Linked DNA regions of Homo sapiens: regions 2 and 3 are each linked to region 1. The links are chromatin loops, found by intact Hi-C in ENCODE. Cell type or tissue: PC-9. All regions are shown on one strand.

What was found. Peaks named below come from ENCODE experiments on the same cell type or tissue, not always from the same donor. Only the 100,000 strongest peaks of a DNase experiment are listed, where the experiment ranks them.
Region 2: it touches region 1 in a loop (3-fold over the local background); 5 of 110 quality-filtered maps call a loop at or near these places.
Region 3: a loop joins it to region 1, with 8 times the contacts of the local background. A loop is called at or near these places in 17 of 110 quality-filtered maps.

Annotation. Positions count from the first base shown.
Region 1 is chr7:158,779,286-158,787,285 of GRCh38, forward strand. The region is part of intron 6 of ESYT2 (extended synaptotagmin 2); the gene reads right to left. Among named protein-coding and RNA genes, the nearest start is that of ESYT2, 46 kb to the right of the region's middle. In PC-9, a CTCF peak has its summit at 3,663 (motif pointing right); DNase peaks (open chromatin) are centred at 3,716 and 4,436; H3K27ac peaks cover 1,240 bases.
Region 2 is chr7:158,881,543-158,889,542 of GRCh38, forward strand. DYNC2I1 (dynein 2 intermediate chain 1) reads left to right here. Exons shown (of 25, transcript NM_018051.5): 6 at 3,022-3,077; 7 at 5,479-5,533. Among named protein-coding and RNA genes, the nearest start is that of DYNC2I1, 29 kb to the left of the region's middle. In PC-9, a CTCF peak has its summit at 4,272 (motif pointing right); no DNase peak of the experiment used is centred here.
Region 3 is chr7:158,858,637-158,866,636 of GRCh38, forward strand. All of the region lies in intron 1 of DYNC2I1 (dynein 2 intermediate chain 1), which reads left to right. Among named protein-coding and RNA genes, the nearest start is that of DYNC2I1, 6.1 kb to the left of the region's middle. RefSeq lists an enhancer at 2,924-3,423. In PC-9, no CTCF peak of the experiment used is centred here; DNase peaks (open chromatin) are centred at 4,895 and 5,565; H3K4me3 peaks cover 1,701 bases; H3K27ac peaks cover 2,951 bases.

The sequences.
Region 1 (8,000 bases):
GCTTGAGCCCAGGAGTGTGAGGCTGTAGTAGTGTGCTCCACTCTATGATTCCTTCTGTGAACAGTCACTGCACTCTAGCCTGGGCAACACAGCAAGACTCCATCTCAAGAAAAAAAGAAGCCAAACAGACACACTTTGAAAATTACATATAAAACTAGGCTAAAAAGTGGGTCTTCAAATTCAGAGTTAGTCCTAGAACTGAGAAAATCATTTATTCTAGTTTCACAGTTAAGTAAACTAAGACCTAGAGGAAGTAATCTTATCTGTAACCTTTTGCCTTTCACAACTAGATAAGCCAAGGACAGAATGAAATCCTCATCTTTTCACTGGACCCACATGGGAAGAAACGACTGATTTTTAAGGACAGCTGTGCAGACGGTGCTGCGGCCCCTTCTGCTCTAAACCGTCCAATCTGCTCCTGTCTCTGATGTGCCTCATCTTGCTCACTGACTTCTCACTTGCTTCTAAGTCTCTCTACGTGGAATGACTGGCAGACAGCCCAGGCCCATATTTGCTTCTATGCCTAGCTACCTTGACTCGGGTATTTGCTTACAGAGGCTATGCAGAGCTTATGAACAAGGGGTTCTTGGCCCTGGGGTGGAGAGGGGCAGTCCTCTGCTACACAACACTGACAATTACAAGACACTTAAGTGGTCAGCATCCAACTTGGTTTCTACCACTAAGGGCAATAGGGGCCCCAGCCCCCATTATTGTGACACCCTAAACATCCATTTCCAAATCTGTCACTCAGAATGACTACCTACGAAAGAGACCATTCAAGAACAAAGTTTCTAAACTTTAAAGTACAATTTGGGAGATTTTAGACAATAAATGTCAATACTAGAAGCATCCCTATCAAAGTTTCCATTTTAATGATAAACTGGCCTTTATTTTCCTCACCAGTAACACGGGAACAATCCCATCCTGTGAGGACTAAGTCAGACAATGCACAGAGGCCACACGCCAGGCTCCAAGCCCACTGCCTGCGACTGCAGTCATCACCTGAGGGCTTCCTTCCCTGGAAATCCCTTTGAGCAATTAAGATCTTTCTCGCCACTATCAAGGACTAGCACATGTGCCACATAAGCATCACAGCGAACATTTACCCTTTTACTTTTGAAGTTCTGTCCCACTTTAATCTCAGATGAGGAACCATCTATAATCAAAGCACAACTGACCAAACATAAACCAAACAAGCAGAGACTATTTCTGACCAATTGTCTTAGAATCATTTCAGAAAAACATTACTTTGTCTAAAACAAAACCTCAAAAAGAATATTAACTATCAACGATGGAGTATTAAAAACACAAAACAAGGAAGTTTTAGTATAAGCTTGTCAGGCAACAGAGGGCATGCCCACGTGGGCCTTGTTGAAAAGACTGAGATACATTTAAGTGCTACTGAAGTTCAGAGAAACTAATCGTCAGGGAGGCAGGAGCAGGAATTGCGGAAGGAAAGGACTCAGCTGGCTTTTGAAAGGAAGAGATTTGAATGCAAGAAAGAAGGCACCAGGCAAAGGGGTCCCCATGTTCAAGGCACTGAAAGGCCTGTCCCTGAGCACAGGGAATGGTGAAGGAGCAAGAGCCAGAGGCTGTAATGACGGAGGGAGCAAGTGGAAAGAGAGAAAGGAAACACGTGTGTATGAGTGAGAATGTGTGTGAGACAAAGAGTGTGAGAGGCTGTGTAAATCTATGTGAGAAAGAGGGACAGAGAACTAATGTGAGAATGAGCGTGAGAAAGAAAATAAGTGTGAGAATATGTGAGGAGTGTGTGAGAACATAAGAGCAAATGTGAGAACAAATGTGAGACACAACATGTCAGAACAAGTACGAGAGAACGAGAACAAGTGTGAAACGAATGTGAGAACAGTGTGAGGTGTGAGGAGTGTGAGAGAACAAATGAGAACAAGTATGAGTGAACAAGTGTGAGAACAGTGTGAGGTGTGTGTAAGAATGAGTGAGAACCAGTGTGAGTGAACAAGTGAGTGAACGAGTGTGAGAACAGTGTGCGGTGTGTGAGAACAACTGTGAGAGTGAACGAGTGTTGAGAACAAAGTGTGAGGTATGTGTAAGAACGAGAACAAGTGTGAGAGTGAACGAGTGTTGAGAACAAAGTGTGAGGTGTGAGTGTAAGAACGAGTGAGAAGTGTGAGTGTGAACAAGTGATTGTGAGAACAAAGTGTGAGAGGTGTGAGTGTGAAACAAGTGAACGAGTGAACGTGTGAGAACAAAGTGTGAGAGGTGTGAGTGTAAGAACGAGAACAAGTGAGTGAACGACTGTGAGAACAAAGTGTGAGAGGTTTGAGTATAAGACCGAGAACAAGTGTGAATGAACGAGTGTGAGAACAAAGTGAGGTGTGTGAAAGAACAAGTGAGAACAAGTGTGAGTGAACGACTGAGAACAAAGTGTCAGAGGTGGGAGTGTAAGAACGAGAACAAATGTGAGTGAACGAGTGAGAACAAAGTGTGAGAGATGTGAGTGTAAGAACGAGAACAAGTGTGAACGAGTGTGAGAACAAAGTGTGAGATGTGAGTGTAATAACGAGAACAAGTGTGTGTGAACAAAGTGAGGTGTAAGTGTAAGAACGAGAACAAGTAAGAACGAGAACAAGTGTGAGTGAACGACAGAACAAAGTGTGAAAGGTATGAGTGTAAGAACGAGAACAAGTGTGAACGAGTGTGAGAACAAAGTGTGAGATGTGTGTAATTACGAGAACAAGTGTGTGAACAAAGTGAGGTGTAAGTGCAAGAACGAGAACAAGTGTGAGTGAACGTGTGAAGTGTGGTGTATGTAAGAACAAATGTGAGTGAACGACAACAAAGTGTGAGGTGTGAGTGTAAGAACGAGAACAAGTGAGTGAACAAGTGTGAGTGTGAGAACAGTGAGGTGTGAGTGTGAAAGAACAAGTGAGAACAAGTGTGAACGTGTGAGAACAGATGTGAGTGTAACAACGAGTGAGAATGAGTGAACAAGTATGAGTGTGAGAACAAAATGTGAGAAATGTGTGAAACAAGTGAACAAGTGTGAGTGAACGAGTGTGAGAACAGTGTGAGGTGTGAGTGTAAGAACGTGAGTGAACGAGTGTGAGAACAAAGTGAGGTAAGAACGAGAACAAGTGAGTGAACGAGTGTGAGAACAAAGTGAGGTGTGAGTGTAAGAACGAGAACAAGTGAGTGAACGAGTGTGAGAACAGTGAGAGGTGTGTGTGAAACAAGTGAGAACAAGTGTGAGTGGAATAGCGAGTGTAAGAAAATGAGTGTGAGAAGCAGCGGGAAAGTGGGAGTGTGAGAACAAAGAATGAGTGTGAAGGAACAAGAGCGTGTGACAAATGAGAACATGTGAAGTGGGTATGTGAGAACAAAGAAGTATTAAAGAACAAGTGTGAGAACAAATGTGAGAATGGGTGTGAAAACGAATCTGCAAGAGAACAAGTGTGAGAATGAGTATGGAAGCTCAAGCATGTGTGAGAACAAGTGTGAAAATGTGTGTCCATGAGAACAAATGTGAGAATGAAACCGTGTGAGAACAAGTCTGTGAGAATGAGTGCGGACAAGTGTGAAAGAACAAGTGAGAGAGAACGAGTGTGTGGGAAGGACAAAATGGGTGTGTGAGACAGGAGGCTCCAAAGCCCAGTCTGAGGTCCACATGAGGGCACCGTGGAGAAGCCACCAGCAGGGCCCGATAAAGGCCTGGCTTTAGAAGGCGCCTTTGGAAAAGCAACTAAAATCAGCGTGCCCCTCCTTCCCCATGGACACGTGCCTCAGGATGCTGGGAGCCTCGCCTCTGGAGGACTGAGCTATTTCAGGAAACTGAAAAGCCAGTGGAACAGGCATTTCCAAAGGACAGGAAGTCACCTCTGAGCTGTTGCGGCTTTTCTACGAGAAGCAGAACGTGTACGGCACTCCAAGATCGGAAAACAATGTCAGGTTTCAACTGGAATGACACAGATGTATCCACGTGTTTCATGAAGCGCACAGATGCCCCTCTTCTCTCTACGTTCCCTAATCCGTTGTGACGGGTGTGGGTAACGTTTACAATTCCAGGGCAGCTGCTTGGCACCTGACCAGTGCTGTATGCCTGGCATCCTGGCTGCATTGAGCTCCACAGTTCAGAACAAGAATCACCTGGGAAGTCTGTTGGAAATACAAACTCAGGGCTCCCACCTTTCTCCAGTTTTTTATTTAGCAGATCTGGGCTGTTGGTAAAGTTCAAAAATGTTTTTCTTATGTTTCTAAGTCCCAGGACTTCTGAGAGCTTCACTTTTGACCACACGGGAGAGCTGACATCCTGAGCCACCAGCCAGCGTGAAACCCCTCCTTCGGGGCAGCTCTGAGGGAGGAGAGGCAGGAGTGGGCTGAACTTGAAGGAAGACGAGATCCCCACAAAACAAGTGAGACGACTCCAGCAAGATCCTAATGAAAGGCCACAGGCCAAGTGTGGGTGAGTCAGAGAACCACAGAGGTGTGCACATCACGTGGTGGCACCTGCATCCCCGGTGTGCAAAGACGACCCCAGGGAGGACACTTCCCATGGGGAGGAGCCCGGGAGGAGGCAGCTGCCACTGTAGAAGGGCACAAAGGAAGCCCCGCCCCACCTTCCACCTTAAGGGACAGAAGCCATGGGGGAGGGAAGCACCTTGAGAACCCACTGCAGCTGGGGAGAGGTCCCTTAAGGACATGGTAGGACAATGTCCCAGGCTGGTAGAGACCTCTATTGCTGGGGCAGGTGCAGACCCTCTCCTGCAAAAGACCCGCCAAAGACACAAGGCACAGGGAGGAGGAGGAGGGTCTCTGGGAGAGCTCTGGCCCCAAGACCCAGGATGGACCAGGACAACAGGAAGCTCCTCTGTACCCCCTCTACTGGGGGTGGGCAAGACTGTCCAAAATAATATAAACATCAAACCACAGATCCCAGAAAGTCGGGGAAAAGAGCAGGATAAATACTGCAAAAACTCCCAGTTACTAACGTGTGGTCTGAGTCTGTGGATGTGCCTGTGGCCCTGACTCTGGAATTCACTGCAGCCTCATCTGCAAGGCTGTTAAGAATGGGCTTCAGGGAGCCCTGTTCAAACACTGCAACCCTCCTACCCCCAGCTGGTCCAGGGGTCGGTATCTGACCCAGCTGGAATGGCTCACAAGCCTGTAATCCCAGTACTCTGGGAGGCCAAAGGGAGAGGCCAAGGATGCAGGAAGACGCAAGGCTTTCTCTGAAGTGCTGGCAGACATGCTATTCCACATGTGGACTGCAGAACCAGATGAAGCTAGTCTCAGAGGGAGAGGAAAGCGAGCAGAGGTGGAGAGAGTCACGAAGGCTTTCGAATTCCTGGTTCCGTTCTGTTCCTGAGACTCAACTGCAGTCCCCTGTACACGTCATGAGACATCAATATATGCTATTTTTATGTTTTAAATAAATTCGTCTCCTTTTTATCCCCATTTGCTTAAAGCACATCAATTTCTGGAGTCCTTGGCTAATAGGATTCAATTTCTTCTCATAACAGAAGACACTGTTTCCATTTTACAGAGGAAGAAATGGAATCTGCGGTTCAAAAGATACCAGCAGCCAGCACCTCCGCATTGGGCTGGAAGACTCCAAAAGTTGGTGGATGAACATGTTTGGAGTAAGCCTAGGACCATTTCTAAGGGAAGTTTTGGGAAAGACCTCCGGGATCCCCTCTAGTCGAGGGATAAATCTCAACAAGACTAAGGACTCTGAAACACCCTAAAACCGTATGCTGCCCAACAACTACCAAGTGAGAAGGATTCCCTATGCACAGCCAAAGGCAAACACCAATTGGTTGAGTTCTTACCAGAACAATTATCCAAGCTTTTCTCCTTACTGATAATTCACCTCTAGTGGCCGGGCACGGTGGCTCACGCCTGTAATCCCAGTACTCTGGGAGGCCAAGGTGGGTGGATCACCTGAGGTCATAAGTTCAAGACCATCCTGGCTGACATGGTGAAACCCCGTCTCTACTAAAAATAGAAAAAAATTAGCCAGGCGTGGTGGTGGGTGCCTGTAATCTCAGCTGCTCTGGAGGCTGAGGCAGGACAATCACTTGAACCCAGGAGGTGGAGGTTGCGGTGAGCCGAGATTGCGCCACTGCACTCCAGCCTGGGTGACAAGAGTGAAACTCCGTCTCAAAATAAATAAATAAATAAATAAATAAATAAATAAATAAATAAATAAATCACCTCCAGTGTCAGGACTAAACCTACATGTAGGAGAAATATTTAATTTCTTAAAATATGAAGACTACTATCTGTTAGGTATTATACTAAGCAGTTTACATTCATTTGGCATTTAATTTTCAGATTTAATTGTGTGAGGTAGGTATTACTGTCCTGACATGTTACAGATGGGAAAACTGAGGCTTAGAGAAGTAAGTTGTTCAAAGGCTACAGTAAGAGAAAGAACTAGGAGTGGAAAACCAGGCTGTCCAACACACACGTCTATCACTTAACCACAGCGCTGTGCTGCCTTCTTCACCTACACTCCAACTTCGTCACCTCAGCAATATTTAGGGTTTTTTTCCTTCAACAAGTTCTACATTATAAAAACTAAACAAGCCAACAAGTAGAAAAATGTATAAAGGTTTCGTAAGGGTTTCTAAATCATCCAAATAGTAGAAAGAAATTTAAAAAACCCACAAAATAAAAACCTTTCTAGAAATATCTTTCACCAGGATGAGGAGGAATTACTTGGCAGCCAGCTGTAACTCTGTTCTCATATTTTCCAGTAAAATAAACTGAAAATTTTCCTTTTCACTGGAGTACGTTTGATGACTTTACTCACCATATAAGGAAATGAGTGACTCTGAACTTCTCAGCCCCATCCTTCTTTTCTGAGCACTAAATTTCATTTGGAAGTTAATACGTTATTTTAAAAGTAAAGTCATCAATGGAAGATCCAAACTAAGTAACAGCACTATTAAATTTTGAAGAAGATTTAAAGATTTGGATTTCGTTACATTCTGAAATGAACTTTTTAAAAAGGTCTTTCTCTAAATTGTTAAAAATGTCCCTGGCTAAAGATGGGTAAGTTAAAAATACTTAGCAATTTGTTAAGATTACTGAGGTTTTTTTGGTCACTAATGAAGTTCGTTTCTTAAACATAGAGGACTTTTAATGACTGGTATGGGAAAAAAAACACATTAATTTTAAATCTTATGAATCTCTTAACTTCCTGAATAGTAAAATTTAATTTTAACAGTAAAATTTGACAGAGATGACCTAGGAGTTTTTGGACGTTCCCATGTTTCGTGTACTTAAAATCGATTCAAAATAAGCCCATTCTTTCAGTAATAAGAAAATCAGAACAATTATTTTATTCATAACAGAAAGTGATGACACTTAATTCTTTTGTTTTTATACAGAAAAAGTACAAGCTGTAGTAAACTTAGTTTATGTCAGGTGTAGATAAACCCGTATTTTAAAAGCCAAATGACAATTTTTAATCAGTTATTTGAATCAAATTATATGAATTAATATTCCTACTTTAAATTACAAATGATGTTGAAGGTACTTCCATAAAGGACTCATCAATGGCACATCTTGCATCATTCATTTGCCAGACTCTAAGGAGACAGTTATGATCCTTGCTTTCAAAGAGCTAACAATAACTGTGCAGAAATTGCTGAAACAAAAGGGGCGAAGAAAGTTTCACAAAAGTGAAACAAAAGGGGTGAAGAAAGCCTTCTGCGGCAAAGAAAAAGGCACAGGGAGGTAGTGGCGAGGTGTGGGCTGATACAGACAACCATATGGGCAGTGTGCACCTGGAGAAGATGACCAGGAGCACAATGAACACGGAGGGCAGCAAAGGGAGACGCTGGACAGAGGCTGCAGGAGCCCAGGGAAGGAGGAAGGAGTTTGTCTGGTGGGAGTAACAGTTCTGTTGTCTTGGTTTTGTGGGAAATAACAAATAGTATTAACTACTGTAAAACAGCAGCAACAACAACACAGTATACGTTCCACATCCCTAATCTAAAAATCCAAAATGCTTC
Region 2 (8,000 bases), 100 kb after region 1:
TCCCAGGTTCACGCCATTCTCCTGCCTCAGCCTCCCGAGTAGCTGGGACTACAGGCATGTGCCACCACTCCCGGCTAATTTTTTGTATATTTAGTAGAGACGGGGTTTCACCGTGTTAGCCAGGATGGTCTCAATCTCCTGACCTCATGATCCGCCCGCCTTGGCCTCCCAAAGTGCTGGGATTACAGGCATGAGCTACCGCGCCCGGCCATTTTTTTTGTTTCTAAATCTCTTTCCCTAGATCAAAACTTCATCATTTTCTCCCAACGTTGTGTTACGAACATTTTCAAACATACAGCAAAGTCGACGTAATTTTCCAAAGAACACTCTTGTACCCATAACTTAGACTCCGCTACTTGCCTTTTATTGAACTTGGCTATTCTCCATTCCCTAGATCATGTTTAATTACTGGAAGTGACTTAGGTTACATGTGCTTAGTTCCACCCAGAAATGCCTTTCTGGACATAGATTTGGCTTTTATTAAAGGTGAATGTGAAAAATGGTCGATGAAGAACATTATCCTGTATCTTTGTAAAACCACTGCCTTCAAATTAGTCCCAGAAGAAAGATTATTCAGACGACTGACATTTTCTTTTTAAGACAAGCTGTTCCTATCTGAGTGGCTTGTATGCTGGGCACTGTTCTAGGTGCTGAGGATACAGCTGTGAACAAAACAAAAATTACTGTTCTTATGGTGCTTATGTTGTGTTGGAGAAGCCATAGGATAAAGAACTACCAAAAAAAAACCACCTAAATCTCAGATAGGTGTGGTGGCTTACACCTGGAGTCCTAGCTACTCAGGAGGCTGAGGTTGGAGGATCTGTTGAGCCCAGGAGTTCAAGACCAGCCTGAGAAATATAGTGAGACCCCATCTCTACCAAAAAAAAAAATTTAGCCAGGCATGGTGGCACACAGCTGTAGTCCCAGCTACTACAGAAGCTGAGGTGGGAGGATCACTTGAGCCGAGGAGGTCAAGCCTGCAGTGAGCTGTGATCATATCACTGCAGTCCAACCTGCGTGGTACAGTAAGACCTTGTCTTAAAAAAGAGACCAGGCATGGTGGCTCACACCTATAATCCTAGCACTTTGGGAGGCCGAGACAGGTGGATCACTTGAGGTCAGGAGTTCGAGACCAGCCTGGCTAACATAGTGAAACCCTGTCTCTACTAAAAAATACACAAAAATTAGCCAAGTATGGTGGCACGTGCCTGTAATCCCAGCTACTTGGGAGGCTGAGGCAGGAGAATTGCTTGAACCTGGGAGGAAGAGGTTACGGTGAACTGAGATCGTGCCACTGCACTCCAGACTGGAGGACAGAGTGAGCCTTTGTCTCAAAAAAAAAAAAAAAAGGAAAAGAAATGAACAGATACACGATACAATATCAGGAATGGGGATCGAGCATTGTATAATTAAAGATTTTTTCCTTTGCGTTGACTTTCAGAAATTCAAAACTTTTGAGTACTTTTGATACTCAAAATTAGTATCAATTTTAGATATTCTTCAACTGAGTACTCTGAACCTACTGCTTGATGTAATTATCCTGTGGTTACCGTAAAGTGCAAGGTGCACTGCTAATAATTACGCCAGGACAACAGATAGAAACTGGGACTGTTCCCGGGGATGGATGTTCTCTGTGATTCTCTCTCACTTTCTCTATATGATATTTTTTCTTCTTCTTTTTTTTTTTTTTTTTGAGATTGAGTCTCACTGTATCGCCCAGGCCAGAGAGCAGTGGTGTGATCTTGGCTCACTGCAGCCTCCGCCTCCTGGGTTCAAGTGATTCTCCTGCCTCAGCCTCCCGAGTGGCTGGGATTACAGGTGTGCATCTGGCTTATTATTATTTTTTTTTTTTTTGTATTTTTAGTAGAGTTTCGCCATGTTGGCCAGGCTGGCCTCGAGCTCCTGACCTCAGGTGATCCTCCTGCCTTGGCCTACCAAGGCCAAGTGTTACAGGTGTGAGTCATGGTGCCTGGCCTCTATATGATTTTTGATCCATGATTTTAATTAGAATGATATAACTTTTATTGTAAGCTTCCTCCAGTTATCAATTTGAGATAGAGTATGAGTAAGTACAATAAATATACAAAATGTTCTAAGCTTCCTGACCAGTGACTTCTTTTTTTTTTTTTTTTTTTTTTTGAGACGGAGTCTTGCTCTGTTGCCCAGGCTGGAGTGCATTGGCGCAATCTCGGCTCACTGCAAGCTCCGCCTCCCGGGTTCACGCCATTCTCCTGCCTCAGCCTCCCGAGTAGCTGGGACTACAGGCGCCCGCCACCACACCCGGCTAATTTTTTTGTATTTTTAGTAGAGACGGAGTTTCACCGTGTTAGCCAGGATGGTCTCGATCTCCTGACCTCGTGATCCGCCCGCCTCGGCCTCCCAAAGTGCTGGGATTACAAGCGTGAGCCACCGCGCCCGGCCCAGTGACTTCTTTAATAGAAGAATCCAGTGGCCTCATCTCGTTGTTATCCTATCTGCCACACCTTTATCCTTTTAAAAAACAATTTTTTTTTTTTTTTTGAGATGGAGTCTCGCTCTGTCGCCCAGGCTGGAGTGCAGTGGCGCAATCTCTGCTCATTGCAAGCTCCGCCTCCCGGGTTCACGCCATTCTCCTGCCTCAGCCTCCCGAGTAGCTGGGACTACAGGCGCCCGCCACCACGCCCGGCTAATTTTTGTATTTTTAGTAGAGACGGGGTTTCTCCGTGTTGGTCAGGCTCGTCTATAACTCCCGACCTCAGGTGATGCGCCCGCCTTGGCCTCCCAAAGTGCTGGGATCACAGGCGTGAGCCACCGTGCCCAGCATAATCACCCTTTTATATATACTTTTATCCATTTTCTTTACATTTAATTATCTAATTTACTAAAAATAACTGGTAAAAATAGTTATTTTAAAAGGTACTTGTGATGTACATGCTGTTGTTAAATTTTGAATCTGTGCTTGTTTTGTGGGGTTTACTAATTATGCTTACTTCATTCCGATATGCTAATAAATGGTTATGGGATTATATTTTTGTTTGATAGAATGGTGAACACAGAAATCGAGGTGCAAGCTCAAAAAGAGATGGGACCAGCAGCCAGTAAGGATTGCATGCCCTGTGGTCGACCTTTACGTGTGCCGCTCTCATGGAATGCTTCAGGGAATTTTCTTATTGGCTCCGATGACGGCCAGTCCATGGCAATCAGTTATAGATATACTTCATTTTCTCTAGATTTTACCCCTTAGCCCCTCCAAATGGGTTGGTAGGTTTTTGGAATACTGGAGGAGCTTGGAAACTTAATATATTATTAGCTTTCTTTGGCCTTTTAAATTAATTATATTTTAATTTTTTCATTTTAATATTATTGTTTGTATTTATTGCCTCAGGATCTACTTTTGTCCTTTTTAACATTTGCTCATGCAAAATTAGAAAATTGGTACTCACTTTGGGGAGAATAATTCACTTGGGAGTCACTTAATGTGCAAGAGGGAGTCCTCCCTGCCTGAAGCTAAAGCAAATCCGCAGGTGGGCAGTTTTGCACCTTTACGCACCTGAGCAAACCATTCTGGTTCACAGCCACTAAAAACAGGACGTGCCGGCGAGTCCCCCTCTGCCCACTGTTTATCACTTGTGAACACACGGGATAACATTCCGCCCTCAGGCCTTGGCAGAGACCCCCAGAGCTGGGGGTGGGGGTCAGCCTTGGTTGGAATTTCCTGTCTACCTCTTAGTTGCAGTGTTGGGTGGCTTTTCGCTAAAGCAGTGATGATAATTCCTGTCTCGTGTGGGTTTTGCAATACATAATTGGAGTTTATGTATAAACTCTTTTTTTTTTTTTTGAGACAGAGTCTCACTTTGTTGCCGAGCCTGGAGTGCAGTGGCGCAATCTCGGCTCACTGCAACCTCCGCCTCCCAGGTTCAAGCTATTCTTCTGCCTCAGCCTCCCAAGTAGCTGGAACTACAGGCACATACCACCACACCCAGCTAATTTTTGTATTTTTGGTAGAGATGGAGTTTCACCATGTTGGCCAGGCTGGTCTTGAACTCCTGGCCTCAAGTCATCCACCTGCCTTGGCCTCCCAAAGTGCTGGGATTACAGGCGTGAGCCACTGTGCCTGGCCTAAACTCTCATATGTAAGCCCTAGACTTTAATTTGTTCTTTCTGACAATCATATTTTGTAATCGTTTTTCAAAGATTAGAAAACCCAGGTTAAATATCTTACCCAAATTTTTACAAGTTTGGGCAAAGCTAACACTTAAACCTAGGGTGTCAATTCCTGGATTTTATACTGCATGTCCACTAGAAGGCACAATAAGACTTTTTTTGCTCAATTCTGTATTTTTGTTAAACCGCATGGTATATTGATATGAATGAAAGTTTAAAAATTGAGAATCAGTTTGATATTTTGCAAATCTTTATTTTAGGTCCTAACATGAAATGTGATTAAAATATAAAACATTTCAAGATAAATCTTTCTTTTAGAAAGATTTTATATTTTTATTTTATATTACATATTATATAACATATTTATATTTTATATATATCTTTTATATTTAATATAAAATAGTATTTCAGATAGACCAATAAAATTATAGAAAATTTCTACAACTCTTTTTATTTTTTGTTTTGTGATGGAGTCTTGCTCTGTCGCCAGGCTGAAGTGCAGTGGCATGATCTCGGCCCACTGTAACCTCTACCTCCCTGGTTCAAGCAAATTCCCCTGCCTCAGCCTCCTGAGTAGCTGGGATTACAGGCACACGCCACCACGCCTGGCTAATTTTTTTGTATTTTTAGTAGAGATGGGGTTTCTCCATGTTGGCCAGACTGGTCTCGAACTCCTGACCTCAGGCAGTCTGCCCACCTTGGCCTCCCAAAGTGCTGGGATTACAGGTGTGAGCCACTGCGCCCGGCCGAGAACTTGTAAAGGATGTAGATTTGCACTCACAAGTTTGTTAAAACACATAATTTCTTCTCTGGAAGATATTTTCTGTCTTGAATTATTGCTAAAATAGTAAGAATGCTAGGAAGACTTTAACATTTATTGCTCTAATAAAACATGCTTTGCTAACCTGAAACAGTTTTTTAAAAAAATTATTTTTTGAGAAAGGGTCTTTCTCTGTCGCCCAGGCTGTAGTGCAGTGGCACAATCATGGCTCACTGCAGCTTCAAACTCCTGGGCTCAAGCAAACCTCCTGCCTCAGCCTCCCAAGTAGCTGAGACTACAGGCATGTGCCACCATGCCAGGCTAATTTTTTATTTTTGTAGAGATGGGGTCTACTCTGTTGCCCAGGCTGGTCCCGAACTCCTGGCCTCAAGTGGTCCTCCTGCCTCAATCTCCCAAATAGCTGGGATTACAGGTGCAAGTCATCGCTCCTGGTTGTAGTAGTTCTTAATCATATCAAAATATTGTTAAGAGCTTTCACTGATATGGAAAATGTTTTATTTTTTAAAAGCTCTCATTTAAAGTAAGTTTTGATTTTGATTATGTTTGCTTTCCAGGCATGCTGAGAATTTAGTAAGGAATCATGGAAAAGATAAAGATTCAAGACGGAAGGTAAGGCAGTCTCCACTGAGAATACATTGATTTTATGGTACATTGAGATTAACCATAATCTTACTTTGGGCTTCCCCTTGAAACCAGAGGCCGAGACAGGGCTCATTTGCAGATGGTTTATTCGAGTGGTGATCCCAGAAGGCACACTGGAGACTCACTTTAGGTTAGAAGATGCAAATTGATTGAAAGTAAAAAGGTGGACAAAGAGAATCTATCAGACAGCAGCTATGAGAGGGCTGGATTGGCTACACTAGTATCAGATAAAACAGATTTTGAGACAGAAAGTGTTACTAGAGAGAGACAATTCAGAATGAGCAAATAATTGGTTCAGCAGAAGGCGATAAAACAATTGTAAATGGATATTTACCTAACAAGAGGGTCCCAAAACACAAGCAGCAAAAACTGACAGAATTGAAGGGAGAAAGAGACAATTAATAATAATAGTAACTTTAGCACCCCACTTTCAGTAACAGGTAGGACAATATTTTATGGTAACAAATTAGGTAATTTAGATGAAAGGACAAATTCCTAGAGACTATCAGTTACTAAAACTGCTGGAAGCAGTAGCCTGAATAGACCTATAGTGAGTCAAGACATTGCGTTTGTGTTACAGATCTCCCCACAAAGTCGCTCAGGCTCTGATGGCTTCTCTGGCAAATTCTACCAAGCACATGTTATTAATAGACACTTGTTACTAACACACAATCATCATCCCTCTCCTTGCATAATTGTTTCCATGTGTTAAGCTACCTTGTGACATGTATTTATGCACAGGGAGAATTGTACCCTGTGCTGAGCTTGTCAATTAGTACATCAGCGTTTCTCCACAGTCTTCATTATCTTCACTGTCTCCATTAGGATCATAAGAGTAGGCTTTGTAATGATTACTTAGTGACTCTAAAATAGCACACTGTGGAGTTAGGGTTATTATCAAACCATTGTCCTTTTTTTTTTTTTTTTTTTTTTTTGAGACAGGTCTCACTCTGTTGCCCAGGCTGGAGTGCAGTGGCACGATCTCGGCTCACTGCAACCTCCGCCTCCCGGGTTCAAGCGATTCTCCTGCCTCAGCCTCCTGAGTAGCTGGGACTATAGGCATGCGCCACCATGCCCGGCTAATTTTTGTATTTATAGTAGAGATGGGGTTTCACCATATTGGCCAGTCTGGTCTGGAACTCCTGACCACATGATCTGCCGACCTCGGCCTCCCAAAGTGCTGGGATTACAGGCGTGAGCCACCGCACCCAGCCTTTTTGTTTTGTTATTACAGATAATGTGGCAAGCATATTTTGGATTCTATGAATTATTTCTGGAGAATAATTTTTTCTTCTTTGATCGTTATCTGAAACCCATGATTCTGAGGTAATCATATTTAACAATTTTGTGCCATACATACATATATATATATATATACGTTGAGATGGAGTCTCACTCTGTTGCCCAGGCTGGAGTGCAGTGGCGTGATCTCAGCTCACCTCAACCTCTGCCTCCTGGGTTCAAGCGATTCGTGCCTCAGCCTCCTGAATAGCTGGGATCACAGGCATGCGCCACCACACCCAGCTAATTTTTGTATTTTTAGTAGAGACAGGGTTTCACCATGTTGGCCAGGCTGATCTTGAACTCCTGACCTTAGGTGATCCACCTGCTTTGGCCTCCCAAAGTGCTGGGATTACAGGCGTGAGCCACTGCGCTTGGCCTTTGTGCAGTATTTTTATGAATTGCTTTATTCTATGTCCGTACACAAACATAATTTTACATAAATTAGGTCATACAGCACCTGTTGTTTTGACGTGGATGTTTTATTTCTTTAATTTTGGTGGTGGTGGTTGGATTGCTTATTATCTGGCTATAGCCACACATTTACCACAGAAAAAAATACCTACAAATATTTCTTCTCATATAATCTTTTATAATCATATATTGGTATGTATATTTAGGAGTTTGGAAGCCAGTTTTAAACATTTACACACACACACACACACACACACACACACCCCTCCTGTTTTTCTTTTTTTTTTTTTTTTTTGACATGGGGTCTCGCTTTGTCACCCAGGCTGGAGCGCAGTGGCGCGATCTTGGCTCACTGCAAGCTCTGCCTCCCGGGTTCACGCCATTCTCCTGCCTCAGCCTCCTGAGTAGCTGGGACTACAGGCGCCTGTCACCACACCTGGCTAATTTTTTGTATTTTTAGTGGAGACAGGGATTCACCATGTTAGCCAGGGTGGTCTCGATCTCCTGACCTCATGATCCACCTGTCTCGGCTTCCCAAAGTGCTGGGATTACAGGTGTGAGCCACCACGTCTGGCCACCCCTCCTGTTTTTCCTAGTTCATAGTGGAAATCCCTCCAGTTTGGACGATATAGATCTACCGCATTTTTTTTGTGGATACATTTCTTGAAGTGGAATTGTGGAAATACTGGATGAAAACGTATAGATTTCTTTTCCTATTTTCTTCATGTTTCCCAATTTT
Region 3 (8,000 bases), 79 kb after region 1:
AGCTCACTGACTTTATGTTCTCATCAGGACAAATTGTTTTCTAGACATGCACAGAGCTATGATCTGGGAATTCTTTCTCATTGTGCTTCTGGGTTAGGCCTACTGTTTCTTGGATCAAGTGTCTCCCTCTTTTTTGAAATCTCCATGCTTTTTCCAGTGGAGTATCCCCTCCCCCCACTTTCCTCTCCCCTCCCCCCTCCCCTTTCCCCTCCCTTCCTCTCCCCTCCCCTTTCCCCTGCCCTCCCCTTTCCCCTCCCTTCTCCTCCTCTCCCCTCCCCTCTCCCCTCCCCCCTCCCCTTTCCTTTCCTCCCCTCCCCTCCCCTTTCCTCCCCTCCCCTTTCCTCCCCTCCCCCCCTTTCCTTTCCTCTCCTTTCCTTTCTTCAGAGTCTTGCTCTTTCACCCAAGTTGGAGTGCAGTGACACGCTCACAGCTCACTGCAGCCTAAACCTCCCAGGCTCAAGCAACGCTCTTGCCTTGGCTTCCCAAAGTGCTGGGACTACAGGTGCGAGCTACCATGCCTGGCCTGTCGCATACCTTTTTAGACAAGAGTATATGTGGGAAGAAAACTGTATGCCCTAAGAATATCCTTATTATACTGATAGATTGTTTAAGAGTTTGGCTTAGCATAGAATTCTAGGAGCAAAATAATTTCCCAGAACTTTGAAGATGGTTTACTTTTGTCTTCTAGCAGTGTGTTTGGCTGATGAGATATCTTTGTGAGTAACATTTTCTTTCTCTCCAGAAGATTTAGGATCTTTATCTGTGATGTTTTGAATATGGATGTAGTTTGTTATAGATCTTTTTTCATTCGTTATTTTTGACATTTGACTGTCCCTTGGGGTTTTATTCTGATACATATTTAATACATAAAATTCATTTTTTTTGAGACAGAGTCTCGCTCTGTCGCCCAGGCTGGAGTGCAATGGCGTGATCTCAGCTCACTGCAACCGCCACCTCCCAGGTTAAAGCGGTCCTCCTGTCTCAGGCTCCTGAGTAGCTGGGATTACAGATGTGTGTCATCACGCCCAGCTAATTTTTGTATTTTTAGCAGAGACGGGATTTCATCGTGTTGTCCAGGCTGGTCTTGATCCGCCCACCTCGGCCTCCCAAAGTGCTGGGATTATAGGCATGAGCCACTGTGCCAGGCCAGTAAATAAACATTTTTAAAGTAGCAAAAGCAACAGATCTCAGAGCTGGATATTTCCTGGCAACTAATGAATTCCTGTAACAGGTTCTCAATTGCAAGTCGGTCTTTAACTTTTTAGGAAGTTAACCCATGGGTCATTAGAATCTAATTATGTAACTATTAGGCTGTGATATAGAATTAATTAGTATAGTCTATTTCATAAGGTAAGGGGAAGGATAAAGTTTTCATGAGATTACTGGAATAAAATTGTATTGGATTATTTTGGTATTAGAGTTTTTTTTTTTTTTTGGAGACGAAGTCTCACTCTTGTCCCCTAGGCTGGAGTGCAGTGGTATGATCTCAGCTCACTCCATTCTCTGCCTCCCGGGTTCAAGCAGTTCTCCTGCCTCAGCCTCGCAAGTAGCTGAGATTACAGGCATGCACCACTATGCTGGGCTAATTTTTTTTATATTTTTAGTAGAGACACGGTTTCACCATGTTGGCCAGGCTGGTCTGGAACTCCTGACCTCAGGTGATTCACCAGCCTCAGTCTCCCAAAGTGCTGGGATTACAGGCGTGAGCCATCTCACCCCGCTGGTATTATAGCTTTTAGTATACACCAAGCATTTCTTTCAGTTTGTTTCATTGTACTTAGTTGCTCACATAATTAATCTGATGAATATAAATAGTTTTATGTTCTTTATTTGTACTGAGATCATACCAAGTTTCAGTATGTCGTAGCTATTGGAAAAAACTTAATGGTACCTTTGCAGGCTTTACACCTGCCTGCATGGTGACAATTTTCTTTAATATTAGCTCTTTCAAAACTCTTTAATTTATCTTGTTTACAATGTGTATGACTATTAATTTTTATGGTCAATGAAAATTTTAGAAATTTCTAAGTTTTTTTGTTACATACCAAACAATTGATAGGTAATGTGTGAGTTTATTGTTATGAAATTTATTAATCATAGCTTGAAAAATGTAGACATGTTTTTTAGGTTATTCTTAGTTTAAAATAAATTTCTACCCTTTTTATTTTCATGTGAGATATGTACTAGTGATGTGAACTGTTTAGGTACAGTGCAATGCCGTTTCATTCTGTTTTTAGAAAGGCTGAATGTTTTAGAGTAGCTACAGTGGGGTCTCCAAGGTTGGTCCTCACCAATCCGCTTGTGGGGTTCCTCCAGAGAACTGCAGAAACTCTGGCATGAACTCTCCATTCAAAGCCCTGTGCTGATTCTTGACGAAAGTTTAACACTGCTCCTCGCGGTGTAAGGCCACCTCTGGGACAACCCAGCTCAGTGTTGTCTGAAAGAGCTCAGGGCTGTCAGAATAATTTACTGTTTGTTTTAGCCAACACCTGGGGATAGGTCCCTGACATCCTTTCTGAAGAGAGTTTAAAAGGGCTTAAATTATGAATCCTTCTCTGTCCTTTTGAGATGTCTCTAAATCTGCAATTCAGGAGTGTCTTTGAAAAGATATCAGAAAGGACAGGATGGCCTCTGTTCTGGTCTCTCTGGGAAGGTAGAATCCTAACTACTGTAATTATCAGCTAGCAGACACAGCGAGCTTAATCTCACACTGACCAGCCTTTGTAATTTTTCACTTGAGCTCCCCTAGCCCGGGTTCTCCCCTAAAACACTCCCTCACCTCAGTGCAAACAGAAATGGAGCTCAGCTGTTTCCCGTCCCGCCTGCAGTTACTGAATGAAATCTATTTCACCACTCGAAAGTCTGGCATCCCCCTCCCCACACTTCTCATCTGTCAGCCAAGTCTAGAAAGGAATCAGCCTGAGGTCAGCTCTGTCTACAAAATAGACTCAGCGCAGCAGCATTTTAGGCATCTGCCGCTTTGACGTAGCTTTGACGTAGCAGCTCACAGATAGGACTCTCATCTGCAAATACATGCATACCGAAAACACAGGTGCTCCCTGCAGCCACGTTTGTCACATGGAGTACAGAGTGTTAGAAGCAGCCTGTGTGGTCACCAGCCAGGGCCTAGGTGAGTGAATTACGGTGACTGTAGGGAATAACCTTGGATTCAGTGATGGAAACTGATCATCCTAGTTTTCTTCGTTACCGTTTTCTTCAGAGCACTTTTCCTACCAGGGAGCGTCAGTTACACAGTCAAGTAATAGAATGAAGACCTGGATAGGCTGCATTTCATAATTTGGCCCTAAGTAATTTGATAACTTAAAAATTCTAGTGTAAGGAATTTTGGAAAAAAAATGAGGACAGCAAAGGATAAATTATGTCCCAGTCCTAAAGGCGGGAGCCAGCCTTGCCCTCTGGGTCTCTTAGCGTGCGCCCTAGTTTGGTGTGTTGCCATGCAGGGTTAGTGAAGCACACCACTCTGGCCGTTAGTGCTCCTGCTCATTCCACTCTGTAATTCTGAGAATTAATGTTGGTGTCGTCAACCTAAAGAAAATCCAGGCAAAATTAATTATAGAGACTATCAGGGCCACAGCCTGGGAAACACTGGGAGGCGCTCCAGAGAACAAAGGAGAGGCTTGAGTGTTTAAAGAGAAAAGGACGAATCAGGGGACGATTACAAAATACTTTGTCAAGTACTGGTTTACAGAAATAACATTGATTATTGATTGGTTATACATCACTGAACTGCAGGTTACGAATTCTGGTGTCCAGTGTATGACATTGGTAGGTTAATTTATGGCTATTGGCCAGGTGTGGTGGCTCATGCTTGTAATCCTGGCACTTTGGGAGGGAGGATTGTTTGAGGATGGGAGTTCGAGGCCAGCCTGGGCAACATAGCAAGACCCTATCTCTTAAAAAAAAAAAAAAAAAAAAGCCTGGGCATGGTGGTGCATTTCTGTAGCCCCAGCTACTCAGGAGGCTGAGGTGGGAGGATTTCTTGAGCACAGGAGGTCAAGGCTGTAGTGAGCTATGATAGCACTGTGTCCGGAGTTGGTTCCTTCTGGTGGGTTCTTGGTCTCGCTGACTTCAAGAATGAAGCCACAGACCCTCGCGGCGAGTGTTACAATTCTTAAAGATGGTGTGTCCGGAGTTTGTTCCTTCACATGTTCAGATGTGTCTGGAGTTTCTTCCTTCTGGTGGGTTTGTGGTCTTGCTGACTTCAGGAGTGAAGCGACAGACCTTCGCAGTGAGCGTTACAGCTCTTAAAGATGGCGCATCTGGAGTTGTTTGTTCCTCCCGGTGGGTTCATGGTCTCGCTGACTTCAGGAGTGAAGCCCCAGACCTTTGCAGTGAGTGTTACAGCTCATAAAGGTAGCGTGGACCCAAAGAGTGAGCAGCAGCAAGATTTATTGTGAAGAACAAAGCACAAAGCTTCCACAGTGTGGAAGGGGACCCAAGCAGGTTGCCACTGCTGGCTGGGGGTGGGGGGAGGGGGGCCAGCTTTTATTCCCTTATTTGGCCCTGCCCACATCGTGGTGCGTTTACAAACCTTTAGCTAGACACAGAGTGCTGATTAGTGCATTTTTACAGAGTGCCGATTGGTGCGTTTACAAACCTTTAGCTAGACGCAGAGCGCTGATTGGTCCGTTTTTACAGAGTGCTGATTGGTGCGTTTACAAACCTTCAGCAAGACAGAGTCCTGATTGGTGTGTTTACAGTCCTTTAGCTGGACAGAAAAGTTCTCCAAGTCCCCACCCACCCAGAAGCCCAGGAGGCTTCACCTCTGGGCACCACTGAACTCTAGCCTGGGTGACAGAATGAGACTCTTTAAATAATAATAATATGGCTGTTGGTGGTGATGCTGAGTCAAGAGGTCATAAAGCAGGCTGCTTACTTAGCTCTGGGTGTGGGAGGAGCGGGACTTCCTTAGCTCCAGGTGTGTGTGAGGGGGGCGGTGAGCCGGACGTCCTTAGCTCCGGGTGTGTTTGGGGGGGGCGGTGAGCGGGACGTCCTTAGCTGGGGGGGGGTGTGGGGAGAGCGGGACGTCCTTAGCTCCTGGTGTGTGTGGGGGGGGCGGTGAGCGGGACGTCCTTAGCTCCGGGTGTGTGGGGGGAAGGGGGACGTCCTTAGCTCCCGGTGTGGGGGCGGGGGGGAGCGGGACGTCCTTAGCTCTGGGTGTTTGGTGGGGAGCCGGACGTCCTTAGCTCCGGGTGTTGGAGGGTGTTGGAGGGGGGAGCGGGACGTCCTTAGCTCCGTGTGTGGGGGTGGGGAGCGGGACGTCCTTAGCTCCGTGTGTGGGGGTGGGGAGCGGGACGTCCTTAGCTCCTGGTGTTGCGGGGAGCAGGACGTCCTTAGCTGCGGATGTGGGGGAGAGCGGGACGTCCTTAGCTCTGGGTGTGGCGGGGTGGGGAGCGGGAAGTCCTTAGCTCCCGGTGTGTGTGTGTGGTGTGGGGGGAGAGGGACGTCCTTAGCTCCGGGTGTGGGGGGGGGAGCAGACGTTCTTAGCTCTGGGTGTGGCGGGGAATGAGACGTGACCACTGTCACATTTCAGTGGCTCTGGGCCTAAACATTTAAAGGAGCTCACATTCCTCAGATTAGTTTCTTTTCTTTCTCAGTGTCATGCAGGGAACAGGATGACGATGTGGACGTCAGCGCTATACCACTGGGTCCATGTAGATGAATGTCACAGGGTTGGGCCGCGGTGTCTCTGTCATGTGGGGACTCAGGCTGGAGAGTGCCTTTGCTGCTTTGCACAGAGCTAGTGGTCATCCTGAAGGTCCAGAATGGATTTATGGCAGTGTCCCTGGAAGGAAGAGTGGATTTAGAAACATGTTATAAGCAGAAATAGTAGTATCTGGTGACGCTTTCCTCTGTTTATTTTTTAATAGAGATGGGGTTTCGCTGTGTTGCCTGGGCTGGAGTGCAGTGGCAGTTATCACAGCTCACTGCAGCCTCGACCTCCTGGGCTCAAGTGAGCCTCCTGTCTTAGCCTCCTGAGTAGCTGGGACTGCGGTTGAATCACCATGCTTGGCTGATTTTTTTTTTTGATGGAGATGGGGTCTTGCTGTGTTGCCCTGGCTGGTCTTGAACTCCTGGGCTCAAGTAATCTTCCTACCTCAGCCTAGCAAAGTGTTAGGATTACAGGTGTGAGCCACCATGCCTGGCTCAAAATAACTTCTTTTAAACATTTCTTAATGTTCAATTAACTAGTTCAAATCAGTATTTAACTTTAACCTCTGATGAGTGTTTTCTAAAAGAGGAGGCTGGGTTAGAAAGCAAGGGGAGAAGCCCACTGCCCACAGGTGGCTGCAGATGCCAGTGGCACCTTCTCGCTGGAGTCTGCCCAGCTGTCGGAGGTTATGTGGCAGGAACAATGAGCGTCAGGTCCAGGGGCTTCTGCTGTTTGGCTTACAGAGCGCGGAAGCCCTCACACCCACTCGTAGTGGGGGTCGGACAAGATGGCACAGGGGTGGGGTTTGCTTTCCATCTGGGCTGTGAGTGTCCTCCCTGAAGTGAGGTTTTGGCTTCACCACCTCTGATGGTGCACCTTGGAGGTGATACCACCTTGGAAGTGATTTCAGCCCAGGTTTACTTCTCCTTGGATTTCAGGATGAGATGAGAGTGGGGAAAAGAATTCCCTTGAAGCCCTGCATTGAGGGGAAGGGGAGTTAAATCAGTTTCATCTGTTTTATTCGGGAGGCAAATCAAAGGGATGTAAACATTGTTCAGGGTTCTTACTGTACAGTTCTCAATAGAATTTTGTTATGAAAAGGTTCTAGATGATTTAGTTGATGTAAATCGAGCATAAATCGAGGGACAGAGGCCCTGGGGAGCTGGTGCTGGGCAGCCGCTCATCTCCTGTTTGCTTGCCATGTGCATGAAGGATGCTGGCCCAGGACAGGTGCTTGCAGATGCTGAAGACCGCAGGCTCCAGTTCTCATCCACTAGTGCGTGGGCTGAATCATGCTGATGGTTTTGCTGCTTAGCTCTCCTGAGTCTCCTCACCCCAGTCCCCAGGCTGGGGTTTGTTCCACTCCTGGGAGTGCTGGGGAACTTTGCCCTTTGGTTCCATACTTGGAGAGTTGATTTTAAGCGTGGATTGCTGGGCTGCTCCATAGGGCAGAGTCTGAGGGCAGGTCAAGTTGGTCTTTAAAAGGCCTTGGCAGAAGCATGTGGTTTACATGTGGCAAGTGGGGACCGACAGCACCGGGGCAGGGAAGTCGTAAATCACTGTTGAACAGTTTGAAACTCTAGAGGGAGACAGCATGGATAGAAAACTTGAGGGTAAACAGTCCATATTAGCTGAGTTTTAAGCGCTCCAAAGTAGTCAGTATTCTGTGCATTTAAGAAAATGGCTGTTACTTTTCATACTGAAAAGTAGAGAGGCCGAAGAAAAATCCTGTGATCTCTGTCAGAGACCTCTTGTCTTCAGGGTTTTTAACTTTGTCAGTATCAGTAATGTTAACCATTAAGAAACCCCACTGGATGGGTTTTGTGACATACTTACTTTTCACATTCTGAGCTAGTGGCCTTGTGCCTTCCCAGTGTCCCCTGAATGTCCTCAGCGTCCCCTGTGTGCAGCGCCCACGTCTCCTGGTTGAACTGTCCCCTAATGTTCTAGGTGTCCCCTCTCTGTGGTGCCCATGTCTCCTGGTTGGACTGTCCATTGGTGTCCTGGGCATCCCTTCTTTGTGGTGCCCATGTCTCCTGGTTGGACTGTCCCTGAGTGTCCTGGGTGTCCCCTCTCTGTGGTGCCCACGTTTCCTGGTTGGACTGCCCCTTGGTGTCCTGGGCGTCCCCTCTCTGTGGTACCCTGGTCTCCTGGGTCTCCTGGTTGGACTGTCCCCGAGTATCCTGGGCGTCCCCTCTCTGGTCACTCGTGTCCTGGGTTCCATTCAGCCCTTTTTTTATAGCAGGTCCTATATTAAACCTCTCTGTAGGAGTTAACTTTAAACAAATAGTTGGCCGGGCGTGGTGGCTCACAACTGCAATTCCAG